Regions from separate parts of the Homo sapiens genome. Here all the other regions are linked to region 3. The links are chromatin contacts, found by Hi-C or POLR2A ChIA-PET in ENCODE. All regions are on one chromosome and are shown on one strand. The core of a region is the stretch at or near the end of the contact, and the rest is flanking DNA. Distances in the headings are between cores, read along the strand shown. Region 1 overlaps ARID4B (AT-rich interaction domain 4B). Region 2 has its middle 77 kb from the start of LINC02971. Region 3 has its middle 23 kb from the start of SNORA14B. Region 4 holds the start of LNCATV (lncRNA negative regulator of antiviral signaling).

What was found. A loop is a pair of places that touch in the nucleus more often than their neighbours do. ChIA-PET counts read pairs that join two places held with the same protein, here RNA polymerase II (POLR2A). Pooled maps may share reads with other maps.
Region 1: a map with no recorded cell type shows a loop between it and region 3 (5-fold over the local background). The contact joins two enhancer-like sites. A Hi-C loop is called at or near these places in 1 of 37 single-sample maps with no recorded cell type and 1 of 50 pooled maps. POLR2A ChIA-PET finds 5 or more read pairs at or near these places in 4 of 52 experiments (CD4-positive, alpha-beta T cell, T-cell, activated B cell and 1 more).
Region 2: a pooled map shows a loop between it and region 3 (4-fold over the local background). The contact joins two enhancer-like sites. A Hi-C loop is called at or near these places in 1 of 37 single-sample maps with no recorded cell type and 3 of 50 pooled maps. POLR2A ChIA-PET finds 5 or more read pairs at or near these places in 6 of 52 experiments (GM12878, HEK293, HepG2 and 3 more).
Region 4: a loop to region 3 is called in a pooled map, with 4 times the contacts of the local background. The contact joins the promoter of LNCATV here to the enhancer-like site in region 3. A Hi-C loop is called at or near these places in 1 of 37 single-sample maps with no recorded cell type and 6 of 50 pooled maps. POLR2A ChIA-PET finds 5 or more read pairs at or near these places in 7 of 52 experiments (B cell, Caco-2, HEK293 and 4 more).

Annotation. Positions count from the first base shown.
Region 1 is chr1:235,274,445-235,281,301 of GRCh38, reverse strand. All of the region lies in intron 2 of ARID4B (AT-rich interaction domain 4B), which reads left to right. Among named protein-coding and RNA genes, the nearest start is that of ARID4B, 50 kb to the left of the region's middle. Within about 2 kb of position 5,366, at least 7 of the 41 ENCODE cell types and tissues checked have a DNase peak (open chromatin) inside an H3K27ac peak, as active enhancers do.
Region 2 is chr1:234,877,184-234,883,566 of GRCh38, reverse strand. No RefSeq gene overlaps it. Among named protein-coding and RNA genes, the nearest start is that of LINC02971, 77 kb to the left of the region's middle. RefSeq lists an enhancer at 900-969 and a silencer at 1,353-1,489. Within about 2 kb of position 2,031, at least 4 of the 41 ENCODE cell types and tissues checked have a DNase peak (open chromatin) inside an H3K27ac peak, as active enhancers do; they include GM12878, where a contact is called at or near this core.
Region 3 is chr1:235,100,968-235,108,336 of GRCh38, reverse strand. No RefSeq gene overlaps it. Among named protein-coding and RNA genes, the nearest start is that of SNORA14B, 23 kb to the left of the region's middle. RefSeq lists an enhancer at 3,128-3,267 and a silencer at 3,888-4,057. Within about 2 kb of position 3,941, at least 7 of the 41 ENCODE cell types and tissues checked have a DNase peak (open chromatin) inside an H3K27ac peak, as active enhancers do; they include GM12878, where a contact is called at or near this core.
Region 4 is chr1:234,962,299-234,968,971 of GRCh38, reverse strand. LNCATV (lncRNA negative regulator of antiviral signaling) reads left to right here and starts at 4,973. Exons shown (of 4, transcript NR_125945.1): 1 at 4,973-5,205. RefSeq lists enhancers at 5,325-5,374, 5,395-5,694, 5,008-6,207.

The DNA.
Region 1 (6,857 bases), core at 4,117-6,616, 170 kb before region 3:
TGAGATTACAGGTATGAGCCACTGTGCCCGGCCTTTATTTTTGTTTTTAACAGAGGCAGTTTCCCTATGTTGCCCAGGCTGGTTTTGAACTGGGCTCAAGTGATCCACCCGCCTTGGCCTCCCAAAGTGCTGAGATTATAGGCTGAGCCATCGCACCCAACCCTCCTGCTCACTTTAAAGCATGCTGTATAGAGTTGTCCTGGTGAGAAGCCACCTTGATGGCAAGCTTGTAAGCTGTAGAGTTGGTGAGTGTTTACTTAGGACTCACATTTGAAACCGCTTTTTTTTTTCTGTTATCTTTTAATATGTAAAATAATAATCAGAAGTTACTCAGGACTCTTTTTTTTTCGTTTTTATACATATGATTTAATTTTTGAACTGAGAATTAGCGCTCACCCAATATTAAGAATTTCTTTCAAAAAACGTGCTCGGGTCAACACAAGGCCTCTCTGTACATTATCCTTCCGAAACCATGGTTTCTTTGCTTGCACCTTTATCCCCACTGCCTTGCCAGTCCTTCCCGCCAGCAGGACTGGAAGCCTGGCGACTCCCTAGGTCACAGGGTTTTCCTTGCCATAACCAAGTGGGCTCTGCGCGTGGCTGATGGCAGCCCCACCCTGCGCCCCTGCTGTTAGGCACCGAGCAAGGAGGGGCCCCTGGCTGTTCTTCGCCTGGGCACTGGTGTGCTTTCGGCGATCCTGGCCACCTGCCCACCTGAAGCTGCCATCTTGGGTTCTGGCAGGAGCCGTTTGCGTGGCGAGGAGCGGAGAGGCAGGAACCCAGTGAGCTGCTCAGGACCTGAGTTGTGGGAGATCATGACTATTTCTTTGCGATGCTTCCCCAATATTCTTTAAGTCAATTTTGTTTGTCAAATAGCCTGATTTTAGTGATCGTCTCTTGTTAGAGCCTGCCCAGTATGTATTCCACCTTGTTTGTTAACAACATACCAATTTCCCTTGGATTGTCAGTGAAGGTGTCCTGTTCTTTACTGTACAAGAACTAAGCATGTGATTCAAATAAGGTTACTGGATATGTTAAAAAGAATAAGACAATGGAAATAAAATAATATTAAAATGTTTTATTTTATTAATGGGTGGAGTAAGAGTAATACAAATGTTTTAGACTTGAAGTTACTGTCAGTGTTTTTATCATTATATGACTGTCAAAGAGCTCATAATAGAATTAAGAGAATGTGTTGGATATTTCCAGCACCAGTGTTAGATTTGGTAATTCACAAGGTGCGCTCACAGGACTCAGTGTATTGTATTAGTCATGTTTACGGCTGCGATTTATTACAAGAGGATAGGAAGCATTATCAGCAAAAGGAAAAGATACATTGGGTAAAGTCTGGAGGAAACCAGGTGCAAATTTCTCCCGGTAGAGTTACACAAGACACACATAATTCCCCTAACCAAGAATTGTGACAACATGAAATGTTACAACCCGGGAAGCTCCTTAAAACTCAGCATCCAGGGTTTTTAGTGGGAGCTGTTCACATAGGTACTGCATGTCTGGCATATATCAAATTCTAGACTCTGATAATGAAAGCTTAAGCCATATTGTTTTAGACACAACCACCCACTCTTACCAGTTGGTGGTAGGAACCCTCCCTAAATCCAGGTTCCTGTGAGTTCTTAGCCAAGGGCCAGCTTTGCAAGCAGCCCTTTCTAAGGAAAGCCATCTCAGGTCTGCTGTTAACTTTTTTCTGCATAGAAGATTAGCTTTTTATTTACTAATTCTTTAGTTGTTTGCGTTGATTATTTTATCTCAATTGCTGATTTCTTTGCTAGAGTCCTCTCAATTTTTAAATAATGTATTATTTTAAATTGGTCTGCCTTTATGGCCGTATTTTATTTTGTGTGTATGTTACATTGTTTTCATTATCACTATCCTGATATCTTTCAGGTCTTTAATGACTTCTGAAATTTCCAAAATGGCTTTCAGATTTTGATTCCTACCAGAATACCTCATACTACGTGGTTCAGGAAACTAAATGGAGATTCTGTTAGTTTCTGAGCATATCTATTACAAATATCTACTTAAGACCTAGAGGAATAACCTCTGGGTCAGTGTTTCTCAGTCTTGCCGGGGGTGGGGGGTGCATCAGAGTGTCCTGGAGGGCTTGTTAAGACACAAAATGCTGTTTCCCTCCCGGAGAGTTTCTAATTCGGAATGTCTGGAGCGGTGCCTGGGAATTTGCATTTCTAACAAATTTCCAGGTGTTGGCTTGGCGCTGTATGCACTTTGCTGTAATCCCAGCACTTTGGGAGGCTGAGGTGGGTGGACCACTTCAGCCTGGGAGGTGGAGGCTGCAGTGAGTTAGGATTTCCAGCCTGGGTGACAGAGTGAGTGAGACCCTGTCTCAAAAAAACAAATTTTCAGATGTTGCTGATGGTGTTGGTCCTGGGAGCATACTTTGGGAACCACTTTTCTAGTTTATAATACAATCCACAAACTTATGTAAACAAGAAAAATGTAATCTGTAAAATTCCCATGTACAGGAATACCAAATACAGTGTGCCAAAAGTGGTAGGACAATTGAAGACTTCATTGTCAACCCTGCTGTGTTGTGCAGCTGCCACTTTTCCCTCAGAATGTGTGTGTTCACAAGGTGTGTTGCTTTTGTAGATCAACATAAGAAATACTTACTAGTAAAGTTTATTTCTTATCTGTTTTTAAGATAAGTAAATTAACAGTTCACTATTTTTTGTGTGTGCTCAGTTAATCTTCCTCATATCACCTGGAATTTATCATCTCCCTTGGGTAATCACAGTCTAGTAGATTCTCTCTTCACCATTTTCTTAGGGAAAATGGATTGGCAAGGGAAATGCTAGACTATTTTAAGGGATTTATTGGCTTTTCTGTCCCACTGGGAATGCTTATAGGAGGGGATGCCATGAAATGTTTTTCATGATCTCAGTGGGGATCAGAAAATTCCAGCAGAACGGAGGCTAGGTGGGCATGGTTAACACATTTAGGTAGGAGGGCATGTTTGATAATGAAATTCTGAAAATGTTTGCATGTGCATTGAGATCCCTAGGTAGATAAGTAACCTAGTAACTTATTTGATTGGTATAGTTTTTTAAAACTCCAGGTCTGATGATAATCTAATATAAACTATTCTATTGAATGCTTTGAAATTGAGTCTGTTTAGTTCTGAGAGGCCATTGAAAGAAGGCAAGACCGAGTATCCTGGAAGGCCTGTTACATACCCCTGTATGTAGCATGGCCCTTTCTACTTGCCTTTGCTAATGATACTTTGTGTGTGTACATTTACTTAAATAGCTGTGCAGTGGGATAGGGGAATAATACTCAGGTTTTAAAATCTGATTTTGGCTCTGACTTAACCATTAATTACTGGTGACTCAAAAGAATACCACTGTGACCTACCAGTAAGAGTAGGTGCATATGGAGAGTCAGGAAATAGCATTTTGATAGAGTTTTGACTTAAATATGTTTCCTTACACTCATCTTGAAATTGTTTCTTATGGTCCTAAGTGAATAGTTGGAATAGATATCCTCAGCAACTAATAGAATCTCCATTTAGTGTGAGGTAGTATGGAAGGAATGGCCAAGAAAAGCCATTTAGTGCCACCATTAAAATCCTGAAAGATGCTGGGCAAGGTCATCAGGAGAAAAATGTAAAACAAAACCAATGAAACACACACACACACACACACACACACACACACACACACACACACACAATATAAGGCATTAAAAATGGTCTCATTTACATTATTATTATTATTTTTTTTTTTTTTTGAGACGGAGTCTCGCTGTCGCCCAGGCTGGAGTGCAGTGGCGGGATCTCGGCTCACTGCAAGCTCCGCCTCCCGGGTTCACGCCATTCTCCTGCCTCAGCCTCCCGAGTAGCTGGGATTACAGGCGTGCGCCACCATGCCAGGCTAATTTTGTATTTTTAGTAGAGACCGGGTTTCACTATGTTGGTCAGGCTGGTCTTGAACTTCTGACCTCAGGTGATCTACCCTTCTCAGCCTCCCATAGTGCTGGGATTACACTGCACCCAGCCTCTAAAATCTTTTTTAAATTTTAGAGAGAGAGTCTCTCTCTGCCACCCAAACTGAAGTGCAGTGGCACGATCATGTCTTGTTGCACCTTTGGCCTCCTGAGCTCAAGTGATCTTCTCACCTCAGCCCCCTGAATGGTTGGGACCATAGGCGTGTGCCACTGAGCCCAGATAATTTTTTTATTTTTTATAGAGCCATGTCTTCCTTTGTTGCTCAGGGTTTTTCTTGGCAAAAGCATATTGCCAGAACATATCTTTTTTTTTTTTTTTTCGGAGATGGTGTTTTGCTCCATCACCTAGGCTTGATTGCAGTGCACAATCTCGACTCACTGCAATCTCCACCTCCCGGGTTCAAGCGATTCTCCTGCCTCAGCCTCCCGAGTAGCTGGGATTACAGGCACCCGCTACCACTCCCAGCTAATTTTTTGTATTTTTAGTAGAGATGAGGTTTCACCATGTTGGCCAGGCTGGTCTCAAACTCCTGACTTCAGGTGATCCCCCCTGCTTCGGCCTCCCAAAGTGCTGGGATTATAGGCATGAGCCACCGCGCCTGGCCAACATCTCTTTTTTAAGAGAAATAACTTGTAATTTCTTTCTTTCCTTTTTTAAAGAGACAGGGTCTTGCTGTGTCTCCCAGACTGGAGTGCAGTGGTGTGATCATAGCTCAATACAGCCTTGAACTTCTGGGCTCAAGCAATCCTACTGCCTCAGCCTCACAAGTAGCTAGGACTACAGATGTGCACCACCATGACAATTAGTATTCTTGCTTTATTTTTTCTTTTTATTTGATAAGAAGTTTATAACTTTGAAAAATATGAGTAGAAATGTAAGAGTCTGTTGAAGATGTAAACTATTGTTTTTTAAAAAGTGTAAATATATTTTTAATAAGATTGTAGGGCCAGACGCATCTGGTAAGGGCTTAAAAGCTGATTTTTAAAAATTGATAGCCAGAGGTTATATCTTACTAATGTTTGCTAATGCTACTAATTAGCGTTAGTTTGCTAATGCTACTAATGTTATAATAATGATCTGATGACCTCAAATAGCTTTTCAAAAAAAAAATCTTTTTTTTTTTTTTTTTGCTTCGTATGTTCACATTTCATTATTTCTTACTGGTCAAGATTTTTTTTCTTTTTTTGAAAGTCTCTGTCTGTCACCTAGGCTGGAGTGCAATGGTGTGATCACAGCTTGCTGCAGCCTCTACTCCCCAGGCTCAAGTGATCCTTCTGCCTCAGCCCCCTCACTAGCTAGGAGCCACAGGTGTGTGCTACCACGCCTGGCTAAGTTTTTGATATTTTGTAGAGATGAGGTTTTGCCGTGTTGTCCCGGCTGGTCTTGAACTCCTGGGCTCAAGCAGTCCTCCCACCTTGGCCTTCCAGCGTGTTGGGATTACAGGCGTGAGCCACTGTGCCCAGCCCAGGATTTTTGTATATTTTGACAGTTTAGCTTAAAAATGTAAACTGGAATTGGTTTAATATTTGTCTAGATGTGATCTAAGTTCTGAATATCCCAGGGCATTGTGGGTGCTCAATTAATGTTTGTGGAATTGTAACTGTATTTGATATTATTTCTATTTTGATAATAGGCATCTGATGGGTTTAATTAAAGCTATTTTGGTTATGGGTAATAGAACCCATTTCAGGTGATGAAAAGCAGAAAAGAGAATCTATTATAAGGGTACAGAGCATCTCATGGTACCCAAAGAGGGGAACTCCAGTTTGGCTTGAGGAGGCAGTTGGAAAGCTAGCAGGAACTAAGGCTAGCTATTCTCTCAGTCACTCAGAGAACCCACAGTTTCTTATGTGCACTTTTTCCCCCTCTGCATCTGTTTTATTTCTTACTTCCTCTCAGCAGACTGGTTTTCTCTACTTCTCCCTGTGCATGCCAGAAAATGGCTACCATAGGCTGCATCACATCCTTTCTCTACCGGCTAATTGGTTAACCTAGCTTTAACTTCATAGCAGAGTAAAACCGATCGGCCCAGTTTGGATCAGGTGGCTAGCAGTCTAATGAATTACTTGTTGGCAAAGCATATTGCCAGAACATATCTCTTTGTTAAGAGAAATAACTTGTAATTGATACTTGTCATGTTAGTGACTTAGTCTTTGTAAAGCTGTGTGGGCTTCTTTGTCGTAAAAATTTGGTCATCTGTAAGATAGTTTGTCCTTATTTTACTTATTAAAATATGATTTGTTGGGTCCCTCATATGTGCATAGTCATTGAATAGGCAGAGCGGTCTGCGCGCGTGCACACACACACACACACACACACACACACAAAATTAGGCCTAGTGTTGGATTTTCCTACTCTTACCATTGTGCCTGTTTTTAGTATGCATTTGATTTAGCACATGATAATCATAATTCAAAGATAAGTCTGCAGCAGACTTAACATTTATATATAGAGTGTTTTTAAGGCAGAAGGTATTATTTACCCTCTTTTTAGAAGTGGAGAAACTGAGAATCAGGGAGTAAAAATCAGTCAACTAATAGGTTGCAGATCGTAGCCATAGCTGAGTTGAGATATTCTTTACACAAATTATGGCCTTATTCTTCTATATCCTTTTACCTCTATGTGAGTGTATATCAAACTGGACTTCTCCGAAATTCTCTTTGGCCTAGTTTGCAAGTTCTCTGTGTAGAATAAAAAATTACATTTTTAATTGATTATTTTTATCAAGTAATACATGCAAATGACACTAAATTCAAAAGGTATATACTTTATTATTGTTTTATCTTGAGTTTCTTCCATTTCATTTCATACAGAGAGCTAAAAAGATTTAATATAAACATTTTCTGGGTCATTTGTACATCTGGATAGCAGAGAA
Region 2 (6,383 bases), core at 782-3,281, 220 kb after region 3:
CACAAAGATGACATAGGGAGTAAGAAAAGTTATTTTAACCTCCGGATGTTCTTCCCCACATGATCTAAGCACCTCTGGTGCCCTCCTGTATGTTCTGTCTTTCCTCACTGTTCTGCTCAGCACTTAGACCCCAGGCACAATGACCCTTGAGCTCCCAAAAAACATGGCTGCCTCCCTGTGATGTCCACAGCCTGCTGTGGAAAAAACTTAGTAGGAACAACTGTGCAAAGCCCATGGAGAGAGCCAGGACCACAAAGCCTTCTCTACAAGAGAATTGGTAAGTCCAGCCTCATGGCTGCTCTGAAGGGCAGCAGTAAGTCCTCTAGATAATCTGACCCTTGCACAGCCCTCAGCCCTGGGTTTTGCTAGTGGTGAGATGTGCGTGGGACAGGCACCCATTGGTGGCGGTTGTCCCAGACAGGCCCTTGGTAAATGATGTTGGGCAGAACTGAGAGTTCCTGCAGCGGTTCCTGAGGAAGAGCACCCAGGGTGCCACCGCTGCTAGGCCCTGGTGATTGATGTCCCCTGGCTGTCATCTCATCAGACCCCTGCCTGCCATGCACCTCTGTTCCTAGTTTGAGAATGTAGGCCAGACAGGCCTGAGGACAGCGTTCAGATGGGCAGAGCTGAGAGGGGCTGCACGGTCAGCCTCTGAACCTCTGTCAGATCAAGACCTGCCTGCACCTGCGGATGGGGAGGGAGGATGCAGAACAACTAGTGCTCAAGGAAAGGCTAAAGGATTTCTTGGTGGGCTTAGTCTCACAGGAAATGATAACCTCTACTGAATGAGTGCTGTTCGAGGTTTACCTTGTGTATGCATGGAGCAGAAGGAGGCAGAGTGACTTTGAGGAGCTCAGGGCCTGAGGTGGGGAGAGAGAGACTTGGGACAGACAGTGAAGTGACCACGAGGAAGGCACTGCCTCTGAGGTTTGAGGAGGTCTGTGCTGAGGGCTGAAGGCTAAGAAATGCGACAGGGGTGTCAGAAAAGGCTTCCTAAAGGAGTTGGACTTTGATCAGGGTTTTGAAGGATGCATAGAAGTTTTCCAGGCAGAAAGATGGGGAGTGCATCTCAGACAGAAGAACAACATGAAGCAAATGAACAAAATTGTGACAAAACATGATCAAGAACAACAGGAGCCAAGAGAGACCCCGTGATTTGAAATGCATGAAGTGTGTGGTTTGGTTACATAGTAGAGATCAGGTCTCTGTCTAGACTGATGATACAAAAAGTGATTATGGAACTTTCACTATTAGGTGTTACTCTCATTTTACAGATGAGAAGGACTAAGGGCATTTCAGTGTCTTTCCTGTTGTCACACAATTAGTTAAGTGGTGGATGCAGATTTCAAGCCTTGAGTCTGTGGTCTTTCCACTGAGCTGCGCGGCTTCCCTGGAAGAAACGCTGAGGGTTGACGGCTTGACAAGGCAAGATTTAGTGTAGTGAAATGCAAAATGTGTTTCCTGAGTGGCTCTAGGGTTACCCTGCCTGAGGGTGGGAGGCTGGCAGATTAGTGAGATTTTCATACGGTTAGCACTGGAAAGCCGTTCCACATGATGTCATAGGGTATGTCAATTAACAAGCATGTTCCACTCAATAACTCTGGGAAACATTCAATTAGACCTTATAGATGATCCCTTCATGCAGGACTTCTCAGAGTCTGCGCCTGGCTGATATGCGCTGTGAGTTTCTAAAAGAATGCCTGGTAGCCCTGTCCCTACTAAAAATACAAAAATTAGCCAGGCATGGTGGTGTACGCCTGTAATCCCAGCTACTCAGGAGGCTGAGGCAGGAGAATTGCTTGAACCTGGGAGGCGGAGGTGTCAGTGAGCTGAGATCGCACCACTGCACTCCAGCCTGGGTGACAGAGCGAGACTCCGTCTCAAAAAAAAAAAAAAAAAAAAAGAATTCAAAGTACAGTGGTGGTTTTCAGTGTGTGGGCCAGAAGTTTCAAGGGTCCTTGAGACCCTTTCAGGAGGGTCAGTTAAGTCGACACTACTTTCAGAACAAGACTAAGGCATCATTTTACCCTTACTTTGTCACAAGCATACACTGGAATTTTCTAGAGCCTACATGATAGTGCAACAGGTTGAATTCAGAAGCAGAAGTGAAAATCCAGCTCTTAAGCGGAACACTGAGGAGTTGGACCAAAACGTGGGACAGTGCCACTCTTTTCACTGGTATTTTTGTTTTGGGAAATAGAGTCATTTTTCACAAAAATATGGTGTTAGCAGGGAGTAAATTTATTATTATTTTTAAGTGAACGATTGCATATTTTAAAAAATTTCCAGTTTAATTTTGATGATAGTAAATATTGATAGGCATAACCCACATAAACAAAAGCTCTTTGAAGATTTTGATTTTTTTTTTTGAGACATGGTCTTGCTCTGCTGCCCAGGCTGAAGTGCAGTGGCATAATCATGGCTCACTGCAGTCTTGACTTCCTAGACTCAAATGATCCTCCTGCCTCAGCCTCCTGAGTAGCTGGGACTATAGGTGCATAACACCACACCCGGCTAATTTATACATTTTTCTGTAGAGATGGGGTCTCGCTAAGTTGCCCAGGCTGGTCTCAAACTCCTGGACTCAAGCAGTCCTCCCGCCTTGACCTCCCAGGGTGCTGGGACTACAGGCAGGAGTCACTACATCTGGCCTACTCTTGATAATTTTTAAGGGTGCAAAGGGTTCCTGAAACCAACAAGTCTGGGGACCACTGGGTATGTAGTATTTCTTAAACTTATTTAATCCAGAACTTCCCTATCCACCCATTTTAGGTCAGATAGCAACTATGCATCTCTTGGCATAGTGTTCCATATGGGAAGCGTTGGAATAGATGATCTTTGGTGGAGTCTGTCAACCCTGAGTTTAAAATGTGGCTCTGTCATTTAGTAGCTGTGTGACTTTGGGCACATTACTTAACCTTCTGAGTCACAGTTTCCTCATCGGTGTGATGGTGATAATAGTATAGTATTAATGTTACCTACACTCTAGGTTTGTTAAGAAGATCACGTGTGATGATGAATGAAAGGCACTCAATACAAACTAGCACCCAATAAATACTACTACTAATAATATTTGAAACAATAATATCATGATATATGACTCTAGGTACATCTTCATTAAAGACAATAACAATAATAAAAGTCTGTGAGAAATAGAGGAAGGATTGACTCTGAATGGGAGTCAGGAAGACCATGGTAGTTAGAAGAGATGGCTTCTCTGGGGTCTGACCTTGATTCTCTCACAAAAGACCTGGAGGTGGCTTTCCCACAGCTGAACTAGTGGTTGGCAATGAGGGGGCCTCATGTCAGTCTGTGGCTTAGGCAGGATCTAAAATGAGATTTTTTTTTTTTTTTTTTTTTGAGACAGAGTCTCGCTCTGTCTCCCAGGCTGGAGTGCAGTAGCCCGATCTCGGCTCACTGCAACCTCCACCTCCAAGGTTCAAGCGATTCTCCTTCCTCAGGCTCCCAAGTAGCTGGGAGTACAGGCATGTGCCACCATGCCTGGATGATTTTTTTGTATTTTCAGTGGAGACGAGGTTTTACCATGTTGGCCAGGCTGGTCTTGAACTGGTGACCTTAAGTGATCCATCTGCCTTGGCCTCCCAAAGTGCTGAGATTATAGGCATGAGCCACCGCATCAGGCTGAGAAGCTTTTGTATTCTTGTGTGATCAGCCCCCAGTGCTGGTGGATACTGAAAGTATTTGTAGGCCCGGAGAGTATGGGACAGGCCCAGGCCTCCCTCAATAGCACTCTGTCAGATGCATCAAAAGGCAAGAAAACATTTTGTTTTTGTGGGCCACCTTTGTCCTGGACTGAGCAAATGTGTTGCCTCTCCCCTCACTGGCTGCTTCTGGATAACCACTTCTTTGGCCAATGGAGTGAAACCAAGAGACATGTTTGAGTGTGGTGTATTTATAGCCGGGAGATAGGAAAGCATCATGAGTGAAACCAGAGGAGGGAAGCCAGGCAAGGGCCTCGGAGGAGTGGAGAGTTTGTGTGAGTGTGTGAGTGTGCGTGTCTGTGAAGAATATTTTAAAAATTGTGTATTTTTATAGATTTAGGGGGTACAGGTGCAGTTTGGTTACATGAACATATTGGGAAGTCTGGGAGTCTGGGTGTTTGGTGTGCCTGCACCTGAAGAGTGAACATTGTACCCAGCAGGAGTTTTCTCAGCCCTCACTGCCCCTCCTTCCACTTTTTGAAGTCTCATTATCCACTCTACATGACCCTCACTACTCAGCATTTAGCTCCCACTTCTGAGTGAGAACATGCCCTATTTCACTTTCTGTTTCGGATACAATTTGATCTAAGCCTTAATTATTTCTAGAAGGAAGCCTAATTCATTAGGTCAAGTTAAGGAGCAGAATTCCTTTTTTTTTTTTTTGAGACAGAATCTCGCTGTGTCACGTAGGCTGGAGTGCAGTGGTGCGATCTCAGCTCACTGCAACCTCTGCCTCCCAGGTTCAAGTGATTCTCCTGCCTCAGTCTCCCGAGTAGCTGGGATTACAGGAAGCTGCCACCATACCTGGCTAATTTTTGTATTTTTAGTAGAGATGGGCTTTCACTACGTAGGCCAGGCTGGTCTTGAACTCCTGACCTCAAGTGATCCGCCTGCCTCGGCCTCCCAAAGTGCTGGGATTACAGGCGTGAGCCACCGCGCCCGGCTGAGGAGCAGAATTTCTTTCCTTCTTTAGTTTCCTCATCCGTAAAATGGAAAAAGGGCTCCTGTCCTTGACGTGCCTCTAAGACACACCGTCATGGGAGTAGCATTATTATAAACATTTGCACACATGCAGTGTTCTGGCAGGCAGTGTTCCCTCTCCAATCCATAAGAAAAACCATGCAACTGCTGGCTGAGGAGGAAAAAGAAATGTGAAAACATCAGCAGCTCACCTATCTGTGTCATCCCAAGCCTTCGTTCAAGTTTCCCTTGCCATGGTGCCATCATAGCCGAGAACAATCAGCCTGGGATAAGGAGCTTCGGTCTGTTGGGTGCAGAATGTCCTTGGCTGTCATATGCCTCTCCTCAGCCGGGGGCTGCTCCGTGGCCTTGGGAGCCACTGCCAGGGCAGCTCTGGGTGCAGGGGGCCGTGGCGCCTCCTCATGCTGACGTTGGCAGAGGTAAGCCTTAGGCTAAAGAACGAAACAGAAGAGAAGCGGACCAAAGAAGGTGGTCAGCCAGGGCTGCAAATGGAGCTGCGTCCTCATGGAGGAAGGCCGGTGCCCTCTGATCTTTCTTCTGTTACCTTGAAGTTACATTCTCTTTTGTAACAGTGATGTAGAGGATAATGACCACGTTACATGATGTCCAAAGGGGCTGACCCACCCTGAAACGACTCCGTGCAGAGGTGACCCAGCTTGCCCAGAGGCGGTGTCTGTAGAGGTGTCACTTGGCCTAGAGGTGCAGTGACCCCGTGTTTTCTTGTGCCAGCTGGGACACTTGTTTGAGAATGAAAGGAGGCACTATTCACCGGAATAAACTGGGTAAAGGGGACATATGGCCACCTACCTAGAGGTCACGAGAGGGTGATAGAGGACTTACCACTGGGTGGTTTCCTATGGAAAGGTGGCCACGCCCATCCACGAGGGTTTAGCGCACAGATGGAAATAGCCCCAACATCTCTGGCTGAGGAGGAGTTGGCCAGTGGGGGTGCCGGGAAAAGGACAGCAGGCACTTACTCAGTTGGAGGGGCCCATCCTGCAGACCTGGCTTAGAGACTCAAACTGGAGTCTCCATCCTACTCCCATCTTTCCAGAGTTTCAGGCTTTTCAAAACATTTTCCCAAGATGCACAATTCCAGCAGAAAATCCCACCTAACCATCCAAGGGTGGCTGGGCCACGCTATCATTTGAGAGGCAAGGACGTTGAGGAGCAGATGTGTCCAAAGCCATCAGCCTTCAAGGAGTGAATTCATTTCCAGTGTCTGGCTCAAGGAAGATTCTATCCATTGTGCCACCCACCAGAATAGTGGCTGAGGTCTGAGTGTCTTAGAATTCATTCCTACCTAACCGGCAACCCTCAAGAAAGTGCAGAAAATTAGGAAGGAAGAGCCCCACTGGGCCATGGAACGGAGAAGCCCGCGGAGGATAGAGCAGCGGTACTGGGGGCTGAGTGGATGTGGGGCTCAGACTTTGCCTGGACCTCTTGGAGTCCTGATGGTTTTAGAATACCGGCTGAGACTGGAGCCTGGGGCTGGACACAGGAAGGAGAATAACTTACTGCTCCTGTGATTTCTTGGGACTGCATTGGGTCCGAGCCGAAAGTGGCCTTGCTGGTCATCCCCTCCAACTCCCTTATCAAAAAGATGAGGGGCCAGGCACGGTGGCTTACGCCTGTAATCCCAGCACTTTGGGAGGCTGAGGCGGGTGGATCACCTGAGGT
Region 3 (7,369 bases), core at 2,692-5,191:
GAGGATCACCTGAGGCTAGGAGTTCCAGAACTTGTCTGTTTTGTTAGTCTCTATTGCCCAGGCTGGAATGCCTCTCAGGTTCAAGCAATTCTCATGCCTCAGCCTCCCAAGCAGCTGTGGTTACAGGCATGCGCCACCACACCCAGCTAATTTTTGCATTTTTCATAGAGACGGGTTTCGCCATGTTGGCCAGGCTGGTCTCGAACTCCTGGCCTCAAGTAATCCACCCTCCTCGGCCTTTTAAAGTGTTGGGATTACAGGCGTGAGCCACCCTGCCTGGTCAGAAGACCCCGTCTCAACAAAAATGTGAAAAAATTGGCTGGATGTAGAGCACACCTGTAGTCATAGCTACTCACGAGGCTGAGGTGGGAGGATCGCTTGGGCCCAGGACTTCGAGGCTGCAGTGAGGCGTGATGGCACTGCTATACTCTAGCCTGGGCAACAGAGTGAGACCCTGTCTCATAAAGAGAAAAGACAAATTTGCTCCTCTTTTAGCTCAGCCAAGAGATGCTGTTTTATCTAGAAGCTTCCCCTGGTGTCTCCATTCTTCCTGGGTGATTTCTCCCTCTCTGCTTTCAGCAGCCACCTGTAGCTGATGACTTCCTCCTGTCCCACTTCTTTCCAGCCTCACTGCCACTATTTTAGGTAACCCAGAGTTATTGCAGGTCCCATCGCCAATCCACACAGCTGCCTGAGGAATTGATCTGAAACATCATGTCCCTCGTATGGCATCCGAGGCCCTCATAATCTGGCCTGATTAACTCCGATCTCACCTCATGTGCCATCCTTCCCCCAAATGTGCCTTCCTCTTCAGCTGTCCTCCTGCGGGGCTCCCTATGCCTTGGGCAACTGTGCTTACCACCCCAGATAGCTGGATGAACAAAATAGTCCCTGATTTTACCATCTCATTGAGAGAGTCTTAATGTAGCCGGCCCAGGTCCAGGGTTCTGTGCCCCATGTTGATGATGCTGGTATCTCCATTCCTGGGATATTCCTATGGCATTTACCAATGTCTACTGTCACTTCCTGGTGACTTGTCCATCTTTCCTACCAGACAGCTCCCAAGGCATGTCTTACTGACCATCGGATTCCCCAGCATAGAGCATAGTTAAATGCCTAGTAAATAATGAATGGAAATCCAAATGAACAGAAATGGGATTTTTCACCACAAAATTTAAAAGATTCTTTGGGATTACACATGCCAGGTAAGTGGAAGGAAAGAAACATTGTGAGGAGTAATCTATTTTAAAACCCACTTAACTCACTTGGTTATTAGAAATAGTGTAAGTTTGAGAACAGGAGAAGGGAAGGGATCTATTTAGCTTTCTGCATATTTCTTGATAGCCTCCTAACCTAACAACAAAATGCCAAAAAAAAGCAAACCTGGCAGCCATTGAAGAGCATTCATAAAGGTTTTTGTTTTGTTTTTTTGAGACAGTCTGCTCTGTCGCCCAGGCTGGAGTGCAGTGGCACAACCTTGGCTCACTGCAGCCTCCTCCTCCCGGGTTCAAGCGATTCTCCTGCTTCAGCCTCCCGAGTAGCTGGGATTACAGGTGTGCACCTCCATGCCTGGTTAATTTTTTGTGTGTTTTTAGTAGAGATGAGGTTTCACCATGTTGGACAGGCTGCTTTCAAACTAAAAAAAAAAAAAAAAAAAATTCTGAGATGGCCTTTTAGAAAAAACCCAAAAACATAATTAAGAGTCATTTTGAACCACCCTTTCATGGAAACTTGCCAAATACAGGGATGACTTAGGTGTCATTATAGTTCAACATTTAAGGGTGCTCTGTGGCCCCGTCTATACCCTGCTTTTCCCAAACCTTTTTAAAAGACAGGATTGTTTTGTTTCTTAGCTTTCCCTTGAGCTAGATGAACTACAGATCAGCAGTCCAGGTAGGCAGCTTATTCAGAACTTTGACGACTTGGAATTTAGTCTACTTTCACAGGTGACAGATTTTTAAAATTCACTTATATTCAGAAAAAGAGGCCAGGCACAGTGGCTCATGCCTTTAATCCCAGCACTTTGGGAGGCTAAAGTGGGCGGATCACCTGACGTCAGGAGTTTGAGACCAGCCTGTCCAACATGGTGAAACCCCGTCTCTACTAATAATACAAAAATTAGCTGGGCGTGGTGGTACATGCCTGTAATCCCAGTTACTTGGGAAGCTGAGGCAGGAGAACTGTTTGAACCTGGGAGTTGGAGGTTGCAGTGAGCCATTGCACTCCAGCCTGGGCGACAAGAGTGAAACTCTCTCCAACAAAACAATACAAAAAAAAAAAAAAAAAAAAAAAGGATGCTGGCTAAAATAACCATGTCTTTACCAAATGTTGGATGGCAGAAGACAAGACTTTCCAAATCTTTAGCTACTCAGATACTGTTAGACATTCTTAGCTCAATTTAAACACTGTCACTAAATAAAAAAATTTAGGAGTGACTAGTGTGAATAATAGCTATTGTGGCTTGAATTCTGACTCATTTGCTGACTGACTTTGGGTAATTAATTACTTGGTTATTTGATTACTTAGAGCTTTTTTATTTGGAGAGGGAGTTTTGCCCTGTCGCCCAGTCTGGAGTGCAGTGGTGCGATCTTGGCTCACTGCAACATCAGCCTCCCAGCTTCAAGCAATTCTCCTGTCTCAGCCTCCCGAGTGGCTGCGACTACAGGCATGTGCCACCATGTACAAATACATTTTTGTATTTTTAGTAGAGACAGGGTTTCACCATGTTGGTGAGGCTGGCTTTGAACTCACAACCTCAAGTGATCGGCCCTTCTTGGCCTCCCAAAGTGCTGGGATTACAGGCTTGAGCCACTGCGCCTGGCTTTTTTTTTTTTTTTTTTTTTTTTAACTGTTTTTCACTGCTGTATCCTCAGTACACAGAATGGTTTGTAACACGAGACAGACACCTCAGTAAAAGCCAGATGAGGGCTAGTATTAGTAAAACCTGTCAGACTGTTGCATTTGAAAAACGAAACAAAAACGTTGGTTCCAGGGCACTAACCACCATGAAATACAGTAAGTGTACATCTCGGTTATAGTTTACTCCCTACCCACAGCCTTCCTCTCCCACAGCGGAGAAACAATAGTGAATTAGTTTCTTTCTCAGAGAGACTTGAGGTATGTGATGAAAGACAAGTCCAAGAAACAGTGAAGCCAGCTTTGCAGACATCAGCCCTAGAACCAATGGTATTATTTCCCAGTGCAAATGATAATTACTCCGACCTACTCATCAAGACAAGAAAAAGCATCTCTGATCAATTTTCAAAAGAGGCTGGGTTGGTGTAATTATAGTTAATAATACCCATCTACGGAGCTGTTGCCCCTGACACACACACCCTTGAGTTGTCAGCCTCAGACTTCCATTTCTAGCACCTGTAAGCTGGTCAAGTTGTGTGCACTGTAATGTGTCACCATGAAACGAAAGAGAAGTACCAGGTGAGCTCTCTCTCTCTCTGTGTATATACGTGTGTGTGTGTGTGTGTGTGTGTGTGTGTGTGTGTGTGTGTGTGTGTACGCCTTGCCTGAAAATGATTTAAAGCTACTAACCGGGCCCCATGGAAATTCAGTCTCATTGCATAGGGCTCCAGGCAACTGAGTTACTGGACACTACACCAGGTCTTGGGTTTTTTGAGATAAAAAATCAGCAAAGTATGTGTAAAGTAACATTTCTTACAAAAATAGATTTCTCTCTTCTCTCAACATGGCATCAGTTTTTTCAATATATTGGCAAAGTGGATCCATCCACGGTTCTGGGTCCTGGCTGTGCGTCCGATCGCCTTTGTCAGCTGGGGGAAGACTCAGGGTGACTTGAGCCAGGAGGACCGCGGAGTGGACAGCCGGTACCGCGCGCTCCCCTTTCCCTTGTTCTAAACTGGGCTGGAGAAGTTCATAGGATTTGCTCCGTCTGTACCGCGTGCGCTGTGAGCGTTTTCATCAGGGCAGCAGCAGACGCGAAGGAGCGCGCTGGCGCCCTCTGGCGGCGATCCTAGGGTGCGTCCGCGCCGTGCCTACCCCCCGGCCTCCGGGAGCCTCGAGCCCCAGCGCGACTGTGATTCTGCCAATTACAGCGATCATCATAGCGAAATGAAAATGCTCCGATTATTTGTTTATAAATAAAACCGTTCCTCCTGGAAAATGTGCCAGGATGACATTTTGTGAAGTCCTGTTTCCAGTCTTCGTGAATTAAAATTCTAGATGGGAAACTACCAGACAGGAGAAGATAATTGAAAAGGATAGTTGAAAGGACTTCTGACTTGTCCAAGAAGAGACGCAATTCCAGGTTAATCTTCAGAGTGAGTCAAAGCAACGTAAGTATGATCTTTTTCTACGAAAGGCAAAGAATAAAATGTGGCAGAGGGTTTCTACAACTCCTTACCTTCCCAGTTCTGTAGAATCACCCTACAAAAATAGAGGGGCAGCTGTGGGGTGGCGGAACGAACACGGTTTTTAGAAGCAGGGGCTTGGGTTTGAGTTCTAAATGTGCAGCGTACTGGGGCACTTAACTTCTCTGAGGCTTAGGTGCCTCATTTCCAAAGGGCATGAGAATATCTTCTTTTTTTTTTTTTTTCCTTTTTTTGAGACGGAATCTCGCTCTGTCGCCCAGGCTGGAGTGCAGTGGCGCGATCTCGGCTCACTGCAGCCTCCGCCTCCTGGGTTCCAGGGATTCTTGTGTCTCAGCCTCCCAAGTAGTTGGGACTACAGGCACGAGCCACCACGCCCAGCTAATTTTTGTATTTCTAGTAGAGACTGGGTTTCACCTGGGGTGGGGGGAGGGGGGAGGGATAGCATAGGAGATATACCTAATGTAAATGACGAGTTAATGGGTGCAGCACACCAACACGGCACATGTATACATATGTAACAAACCTGCACGTTGTGCACATGTACCCTAGAACTTAAAGTATAATTAAAAAAAAAAAAAAGGCACACCTGAAATGCCAGCTGCTCCTCTGAGACAGGCGGCTCCCTCAGCCAGCTCAGCTGTTCTAGCAAAAAGGCGTTTGATTCTGGGCCAAGCCCAGAATAGGGATTGTCTCCTCATACTATGCCTCTGGCTTCCTGGAGTACAGATTTATGGCTTCTGAATGTGGGAGGAGAAAAAAAAATCCTTAAATCTAAGTCAAAAGCCTGCTAGAACTACTCTCTACAGCTAAACAGAAATGAGCTACAAACTCCTGTCGTGCGGCTTAAATGGAGAAACTTGTGAAGGGATCTGGTTTTGGGTTACTGACATGCTTGAAGGTGCTCATGAGTGGTGGTTTTCCTGTCTTCAAAGTAAATTTTAGGAACAATAAGTTCACTTTGATCATTATCTCTAGGTTATGGGGTTATGGATGGATTTTTTTTTTTTTTTTTTTTGAGATGGAGTCTCACCCTGTCGCCCAGGCTGGAGTGCAGTGGCGTGATCTCAGCTCACTGCAACCTCTGCCTCCCAGGTTCAAGTGATTCTCCTGCCTCAGCCTCCCCAGTAGCTGGGACTACAGGTGCCTGCCACCACGCCTGGCTAATTTTTGTATTTAGTAGAGACGAGGTTTCACCATATTGGCCAGGCTGGTCTCAAACTCCTGACCTCAGGTGATCCGCCCATCTCAGCCTACCAAAGTGCTGGGATTACAGGCATGAGCCACAGCGCCCAGCCAATTTTTGTATTTTTAGGAGAGACGGGGTTTCACCATATTGCCCAGGCTGGTCTCGAATTCCTGACCTTGTGATCTGCCTGCCTTGGCCTCCCAAAGTGCTGGGATTACAGGCATGAACCACTGAGCCCGGCCGGATTTTTCTTACTTATACTTTCCTGTATTTTTTACATATTTGGCCATAACCACGTACCCTTCATAGAGTAAGAGAAAGCAAAGTAAGGTGTTTTGTCCATGCTTATAGACCCAGGCAAACTGAAGCAGAAGGGGACTTTGTTGTTTGACAGCAGGGTGGGCTTCAGGTACAGCTGGATCTGGTTTCTTTCTCTCTCTTCATCCTTCAGGTCTCACCTCTTGATTGGGCTGTAGTTTTGGGCAGATGCTTCCCTCCTGGTCCCAATACAGCTGTGGTAGCTTCAGACTCATGTCCTTCCAATTTCAAGTCTAGTGGCAACAATTTCTATCCTGTGATTCCTGACAAACTGTTCTTTGCGTCTCTTTGGCTCCAGTTGGCTCATAGATCTGCCTAAAATTGAAGCACTGTGGCAAGGCAGCTGGCAGAACTGCTTGACTCACACCCATCTCACATGCGTCACTCCTGAGATGGAGTTGGAACCCTCTGTCCCAAGCACACGGGCTAAGAGTAGGAGAAGGATAGTTTCCTGGAGGGAATTTGGTGTCCAGCTGTCAAAACAGGGGGAATAGATAGGTAGCAAGAAAATCACAAATGCTGTCTTCCTACCTACTTCCAGAAAGGATTTGCAGTAATGCAGGGAGAAGAAAACTGAGGCTAAGGAAAACTGCTGTAATTAACCCAGAGTTTAGCGCTGAGCTTCCTGGTAGCCAAGGCAAAAGGGAAAGACTTGTTCACAAAATGCTAACCCACCAGGATTAAACAGGAAGAATCAACACCTCTGATAAAAAATTTCCTATGACTCCAAGGCTCAGGGCTGTTTTCTACTTCTGCTTTATTCTTTCCTTCTCAATCTTTCCTTTCTTTATTTTCTTTCCTTTCCTCCCTTTCCTCCCTTCCCTCCCTCCCTCCCTCCCTCTCCCCTTCCCTACCTCCGCCTCCCCCTCCCCTCCCCTCCCCTCCTCTCCCCTCCCTTCCCCTCCCCTCCTCTCCCCTCCCCTTCCCTTCCTTTTTTTGAGTTGCAGTTTCCCTCTTGTTATGATTTCAGCTCACTGCAACCTCCGCCACCTGGGTTCAAGTGATTCTCCTGCCTCAGCCTCCCAACTAGCTGGGATTTCAGGCATGCGCCACCATGCCCAGCTAATTTTGTGGGTTTTTTTTTTTTAGTAGAGACGGGGTTTCACCCTGTTGGTCAGGCTAGTCTGGAACTCCTGACCTCAAGTGATCCACCCACCTCAGCCTCCTAAAATGCCGGGATTACAGGCATGAGCCACTGCACCAGGCCCTCCTTCTCAATATTTCTTAGTTTTCATTTTTTTCCTTTCATAGACAATCTTCATTCCCTTTTTTTCTCATGTCACTGAGATGAGTCCTTATCCCATGTCTCTGTCTAGAGCCAATATGTGGCCTGTTGACCTCTCTTCACAGTTGGATGGGGAGCCATCAGAACTTCCAGGGTTTGGACTAGCTCTGTGAGAACACGCTATTAGATACTCCTGGAGGGAGGTGGTTAAACTTAAAGGAGGTTCAAAATTCATTGCCAGGACCGGGCGTGGTGGCTCACGCTTGTAATCTCAGCACTTTGGGAAGCTGAGGCAGG
Region 4 (6,673 bases), core at 3,724-6,223, 140 kb after region 3:
TCCCAGTATGAGTAGAAACCTTTATATTGCCCCTTGGTTTAGGGCAGATCTAAAGCTGCTACTTTGGGGAAGACGAGAGTAAAAAAGAGTCTTCAGGGCAGAAGGCAGAATAAGTCAGATCTACGTTCCACCTTTATTATCTCTGTGGGAAATAACTCACTTTCTTGAAGTCTTAAGTTTTTCTCCCCTGAAAAAGTGAGGGGATAGTAGGATGTCCCTCACAGGGCAGGTGTGCACTTCAGGGACGTATATACTCAGGGCCTGGCATGGTGCCTGGCATCTGGTAGACACTGAAGAAGTACTGTTTCCAGGAAGAGTAGGCTTGGCGGAGGCAGGTAGGTGATGGGTTGAAGATACCATGTATGTAAGCCCAAATATGAGGCAATGCCCTATTTCCCAATTGGTAGGTTACACACATTTTGTGTCCTTTGTTGTTTTTTTTTTTGCCATCTTGAATGTATACTTTTTTTTTGTTTTTCAGATGGCGTCTTGCTCTGTCACCCAGGCTGGAGTGCAGTGGTGCGATCTCGGCTCACTGCAACCTCTGCCCTTCTGGTTCAAGCAATTCTCCCTGCCTCAGCCTGGTGAGTAGCTGGGATTACACCATGCCTGGCTAATTTTTTTTTTTTTGAAACGGAGTCTCGCTCTGTCGCCCAGACTGGAGTGCAATGGCGCGATCTCGGTTCACTGCAAGCTCCGCCTCCTGGGTTCACGCCATTCTCCTGCCTCAGCCTCCCAAGTAGCTGGGACTACAGGCAGCTGCCACCACTCCCGCCTAGTTTTTTGTATTTTTAGTAGAGACGGGGTCTCACTGTGTTAGCCAGGATGGTCTCGATCTCCTGACCTCGTGATCCGCCCACCTCGGCCTCCCAAAGTGCTGGGATTACAGGCGTGAGCCACCGTGCCCTGCCATGCCTGGCTAATTTTTGTAGTTTTTAGTTGAGACAGGGTTTCACTATGTTGGCCAGGGTGGTCTTGAACTCTTGACCTCAGGTGATCTGCCTGCCTCGGCCTCCCAAAGTGCTGGGATTACAGGTGTGAGCCACCGCGCCCGGCTTGATTTTTTTTTTTTTTTTTGAGATGGAGTCTTGCTCTGTCACCCAGGCTGGAGTGTGGTGGCATGATCTCGGCTCAGTGCAATCTCTGCCTCCCAGGTTCAAGAGATTCTCCTGCCTCAGCCTCCCGAGTAGCTGGAATTACAGGCATGTGGCACCATGCCTGGCTAATTTCTGTATTTTTAGTAGAGACGAGGTTTCACATGTTGGCCAGGCTGGTCTTGAACTCCTGACCTCGTGATCCACCTGCCTCAGCCTCCCAAAGTGCTGGGATTACAGACATGAACCACCATGCCTGGTGGCTTGAATATATACTTTTAATGATGTAAGTGAAATAGTCATATTTCTAGTTAAGAATTTAATTTATTGACTTGGTTACTTGTTTGTTTGTTTATTTATTTATTCGTTTGAGACAGAATCTTGCTCTGTCACCGAAGCTGGAGTGCAGTGGTGCGATCTTGGCTCGTTGCAACCTCCATTTCCAGGTTCAAACGATTCTCCTGCCTCAGCCTCCGGAGTAGCTGGGACTACAGGCACGTGCCACCCCGCCTGACTAATTTTTGTATTGTTAGTAGAGACAGGTCACCATGTTGGCCAGGCTGGTCTGGAACTCTTGACCTCAAGTGATTCGCCTGCCTGGACCTCCCAAAGCGCTAGGATTACAGGCGTGAGACACCGCGGCTGGCCAGTTATATTTAGAATCACATGCATAAATATACTTATTTAGGAATCTTGCTTTTTTGTTACTCATTATTCAGACTATTTATCAACAGTCTTTGTCATCACTTGTGCCCCCCATCTTTTTTTTTTTGAGATGGACTCTCGCTCTGTCACCCAGGCTGGAGTGCAGTGGCACAACCTCGGTTCACTACAACCTCTGCCTCCCAGGTTCGAGTGATTCTCCTGCCTCAGCCTCCCAAGTAGCTGGGATTATGGGCGTGTGCCGCCACACCCGGCTTATTTTTGTATTTTTAGTGGAGACGGGGTTTCACCATGTTGGCCAGGCTGGGTCTTGAGCTCCTGATCTCAGGCAATCTGCCTGCCACGGTCTCCCAAAGTGTTGGGATTACAGGCATGAGCCACCATGCTCAGCCTTGTGTCCCTTTTTGAATGATCTGACTCAATCTTCCAGAATACTTCATCTTGCTTCTGTCCAACTGCCTTTGAGATTTCGGACTTTTTGAGTCTGTATGCTATGCTCACTGGAAATGTTATCTCAAGCCTTCATAGCCATGTGCTATTTGCCATCTCCACAAAGCTGACTTCTTGTATTGCTTTTAAAAGGGATCTTCATGGGGCTATGTAAGGAAATATTCATGCATTTTAGAGGTGCATACTAAAGTAGGAAGGAGTGAAATGGCATGAGGCCTGCGATGCTCTTTAAAAGATTTCAGCAAAGAGAAAAAAAGTAAAACACAATAAATGAAGCAAACATCAAAAAATCGAGTAATTGTTAATCGAGTGACAGTTATATGGAGAGTCACTGTGCTATATGCTCCTTTTGTCATAATAAAATTTTAAAATATAAAATAAACATTGTCATAATAAAAGTTTAAAATGGGCTGGGCCTCGTGGCTCACGCCTGTAATCCCAGCACTTTAGGAGGCTGAGGCAGGTGGATCACTTGAGGTCAGCAGTTCTAGACCATCCTGGCCAACATGGTGAAACCCTGTCTCTACTGAAAATACAAACATTAGACAGGCATGGTGGTGGGCACCTGTAATCCCAGCTACTCGGGAGGCTGAGGCACGAGAATTGCTTGAACTTTGGAGATGATGGAGGTTGCAGTGTGCTGAGATTGTGCCACTGTAGTCCAGCCTAGATGACAGAGCAAGACCCTGTCCCAAAAAAGAAAAAAAAAGTTTAAAATGAGCTTTAAAAGACTGGCTTACAGGCTGGGTGTAGTGGCTCACACCTATAATCCCAGCACTTTGCGAGGCTGAGGTGGGCAGATTGCTTGAGTACAGGAGTTTGAGACCAGCCTGGGCAACATGGTGAGACCTTGTCTCTTAAAAAAAAAAAAAAAAGAAAAGAAAAGGACTTGCTTACAATATCTCTCATGCTTGTAATTGGAGGTCATACCTTCAAGAATAACTACAAAAGCTTTTATTTTTCTTTGTATTAAAAAACCAAATCAACAAAAACTATTCTTCCAGACAACCTCTATAAACGTTCCAAACTAAAATTCATGAGATTCCCTTCAGAGTATTTTGTTGTTCCAAATAAAGAAATTCTGTAATATAAAGAGCTTTTTAAGACACAGATATAAGGTGATGCCTTATACTTGCCTATCCATCCTATTTTTCTCTATGCTTTGCTGGTCTGAGTAGACAGGGTTGGTAATGACCCCAAATGGAACACTTCTCTAAGTGATGGGAAGATCTCATGCAGTGTCCTTCATCAGAAGTACCCATTACCTAGTGCCCTTGTTGGCACTGGAGCTGGAAGGCTCAGGATAGCAGGGAACAGGCAGCCCACAGTCCTGGAAGCAGGCCTGGTGGCACAGGCCTGGGTATGGAGTGTCAGTGGTGGCAGAAGAGGGGAGTCACTGTTTTCTTCATTAGTTAATGCCTCTCCCCTGGAGGGAGGGCAAGAGCTATGGTCTACACAGCCAAAGTGAGAGGGTGGTTGAGCAATTCTCCAGCAAACTCAGGCAAAATCAGGCAAGCATATTTAGGCCTAGAAGTCCTGGTTACCACAGCCTAAAGTGATAGGGACAGAAAGTGAAAGGAACAGAAAACCAGTCTGTATTTGTTTTATGTGAATTTTGGAGCAATGGCTTTTCCAAAGGAGGAAAGAAGAAGTTATTCTTTTTAAAACACAGTTGAAGAAGAGGATGCTTTTCCTATGGACATAGTAGGCCATTTACCAACGAGTTATTAAGATAAAAAATACCTACTGGGCCTGTGTAGGAAGCCTGGAATTCTCTTACTTTATTGTATTTTCCTCTAAGGATATATTGCGTTATTCCACAACAGGCTGGTCATAATCTTTGAGAGATTTACTTCTGAGACTTTTTGGTGTGGCTTCATTCACACTTCACATTTCCTAAGAGAGACAATTTTGGCTACTTTGAAAGAACCCTCCCTCAAACATAAACATCACAGCATCCTGACTTTAGAGTGTCTGTCTCAACATTTCAATGTTAGAAGGTTTATTGGAATGCAGACAAATAAAATAAGATAAATAAAATCTCAGTGTGCTTAAACTGAGAGCAGGTTCTTTTTTGGAAGATGTGCGTGTGTGTGTGTGTGTGTGTGTTGATGAGCTAAGTGTTGATTATAACCCAAAAAGACGGAAAGTGTGAGATTAGATAAGTGTCTGCTAGATCCATTATTGCTGTGTGCATTCTGTGAAATGGGCTTAGAGTTCACTGGTTGTAGCTGCAGGATAAAGTTCACTTGTTGTTTATTCTCAGTCTGATTAGGCCACCATTGAAAACAGAATGTGAACTACTGTCCAGAAGCCCTCTGTGAACTTCAGGTCTGCCTTAGGAGGGACGCTTCCAGCGAGGGAGCGCGTGATGAAGTCTGCAGGCATTGCTGGGGCAACGCTAAGTGGCCGCTGGCCAGGGTAGAAGTTAAACCAGGAGATGGCTGTCAAATGCAGTTGTTAGGTGTGGCACATCTTTCTCAAGCTGCTGAGCTGAGCAGGAAAGAGAGACGTTTGTTTATGGATTTATCTCATCTATAAGACACTCTTATTAGATGAACTCTATATCAGTTCTATGTAGAACTCTGTACCAGTTCTATAAGGCACTCTTTAATCTGAATCTTTTTATTTGCTCAAGAGAAAAATAAGTCTGACTTGCATCCCATTGAAGATTTAGATTGCACTGTTTACATCTTTCACCTGCGCCGCGGTAGCGTCCTCTACCGATGCTATCCTACGTTGATTTTTCCAGCAACCTGGGAAGCAACCTCATAGGTGGTTTGGGATGTCTTTTGGCTGTGCTTAAAAATTTCCAACAGATTTGCTACACATCTTAGGATAAATATGTTTCCTGTGAATTGTGATGATTTCTTACAGTACATTTGCAAGCATGTGTATGCATCTGCAGGAAACATAGCCTGGCTCTGTGAAGGAATACTGCTGTGACCGCAAAACTGTTTCTGTAGAATTTTCTCCGGTGTGGTCATCCTGCCTTCAGGTCAGTGAATAGATGGTGTTTGGACAGCGTCTGGCACAGATACTTTAACCTTAAAGCTTAATGTATAACTGGTATTTTTTCCCCCTTCTGTGTCAGCAATTGGCAACGGGACACTGTAAATAAGGATTCTGGTTTGTAAATGGACGTCTGTTCCTCCAGGGGAGGGGAAGGCTGGAGTAAGCAGTTTTGAAATTCATGCTGCAAGTGATAAGATAATTTGAGTAACCTGTAAGACCTGTGGATTCACAGGTTTCAAAAACAGGAAAGTCTCTTGTTTGAAAACCCTCTAAAGCAACATGTGGGCTTAGAAAAGAAGCCGGCTTGTGGTTTGGTGATTGTACTTCCTTATTGATATAATGGCCGCTGACGCAAGGCCTCCTGGGATTGCAGCGCGGTGACCGCAGGCCTGACGGTTACCCTGACCGGGTTCTGAAACAGCCCGGGGCTTTCAGCACAGATGAGAAGTCTAAAAATTTCCCTTTTCATTTCCTCTCTTGTGTGACTTTGTCATTTTTAAAAAAACTGGTCACAGAAAAGGGAATTTTGCCCATGCTTTTAAGGAGTTTATCTCGACTGAGTAGCTTCCCCGCCACTCCTCTAAAATCCCTCCTCAAAAACCCCAAGTTAAAAAAAAAAAAGATCTATTCTTGTAGATTTTTTTTGTGTGGGTCTATGTTTCATTCATCTGCTTTCAGGCTGGATTTATAACAAGCAGAACTTTTAAAACGGTATGATTTTAAAATAAAATTAAAAAAAAAACACGCTGAGATCTTTCCATAGCTTTGGCTTCTGGGAGTTGAAAGCGCAGGTACGTGCTACATCTTCTGGAAACCTAACCCTCGCACGCCAAGCGGGAGGCTCTTTTGGTCAAATACTCCCAGGACTTATGCTTGAGTTCTGAAATAAGTGAAAGCAGATGCCATTCCTGTGCGACATAGCTAACTGACCGCAGCCCAGAAAGTTCTGTTGGCTAGCTGTGTGGGGGCTGTCTTAAGCCCTGAAAACATTCTGCATCAGAACTCAGCTTCAGAAAGGGGTTCCTGCTCTCCTGTCTGCCCTGGAGATAGTCACGCATGACAGCTTGTGGGCTGACTGAGCATTTAGGCAGCTGCTTTTCCTCTCTCCCTCCAGGAGGAAAATAGAGCAAAAAGGTAGAACTTACTTCCACACCCAAGTTTCTCCTGAAAGCACTGTGCCTGTTTTGTTTGCTACACATCTTGGGTATGTATGTTTGCATCTATGCATGCAGGCATGCATGAGTTATTTATGTGTGTTATTTGGTCCAGCCTTGAAGCTCCTTTTATTTTTCAGTGAATTGAAAGAAGGTAACCTTTGGATGTATATATTTTAGTGCTCCAGCAGATTACCAGTGAAACATGCCGACTCTCACCAAACCACCCCATGTTGCCAAATCTTCTCTCTTGGCCCTGATGATGTGCAACTTAAAACCAAGGTCCAGGTTGACTGC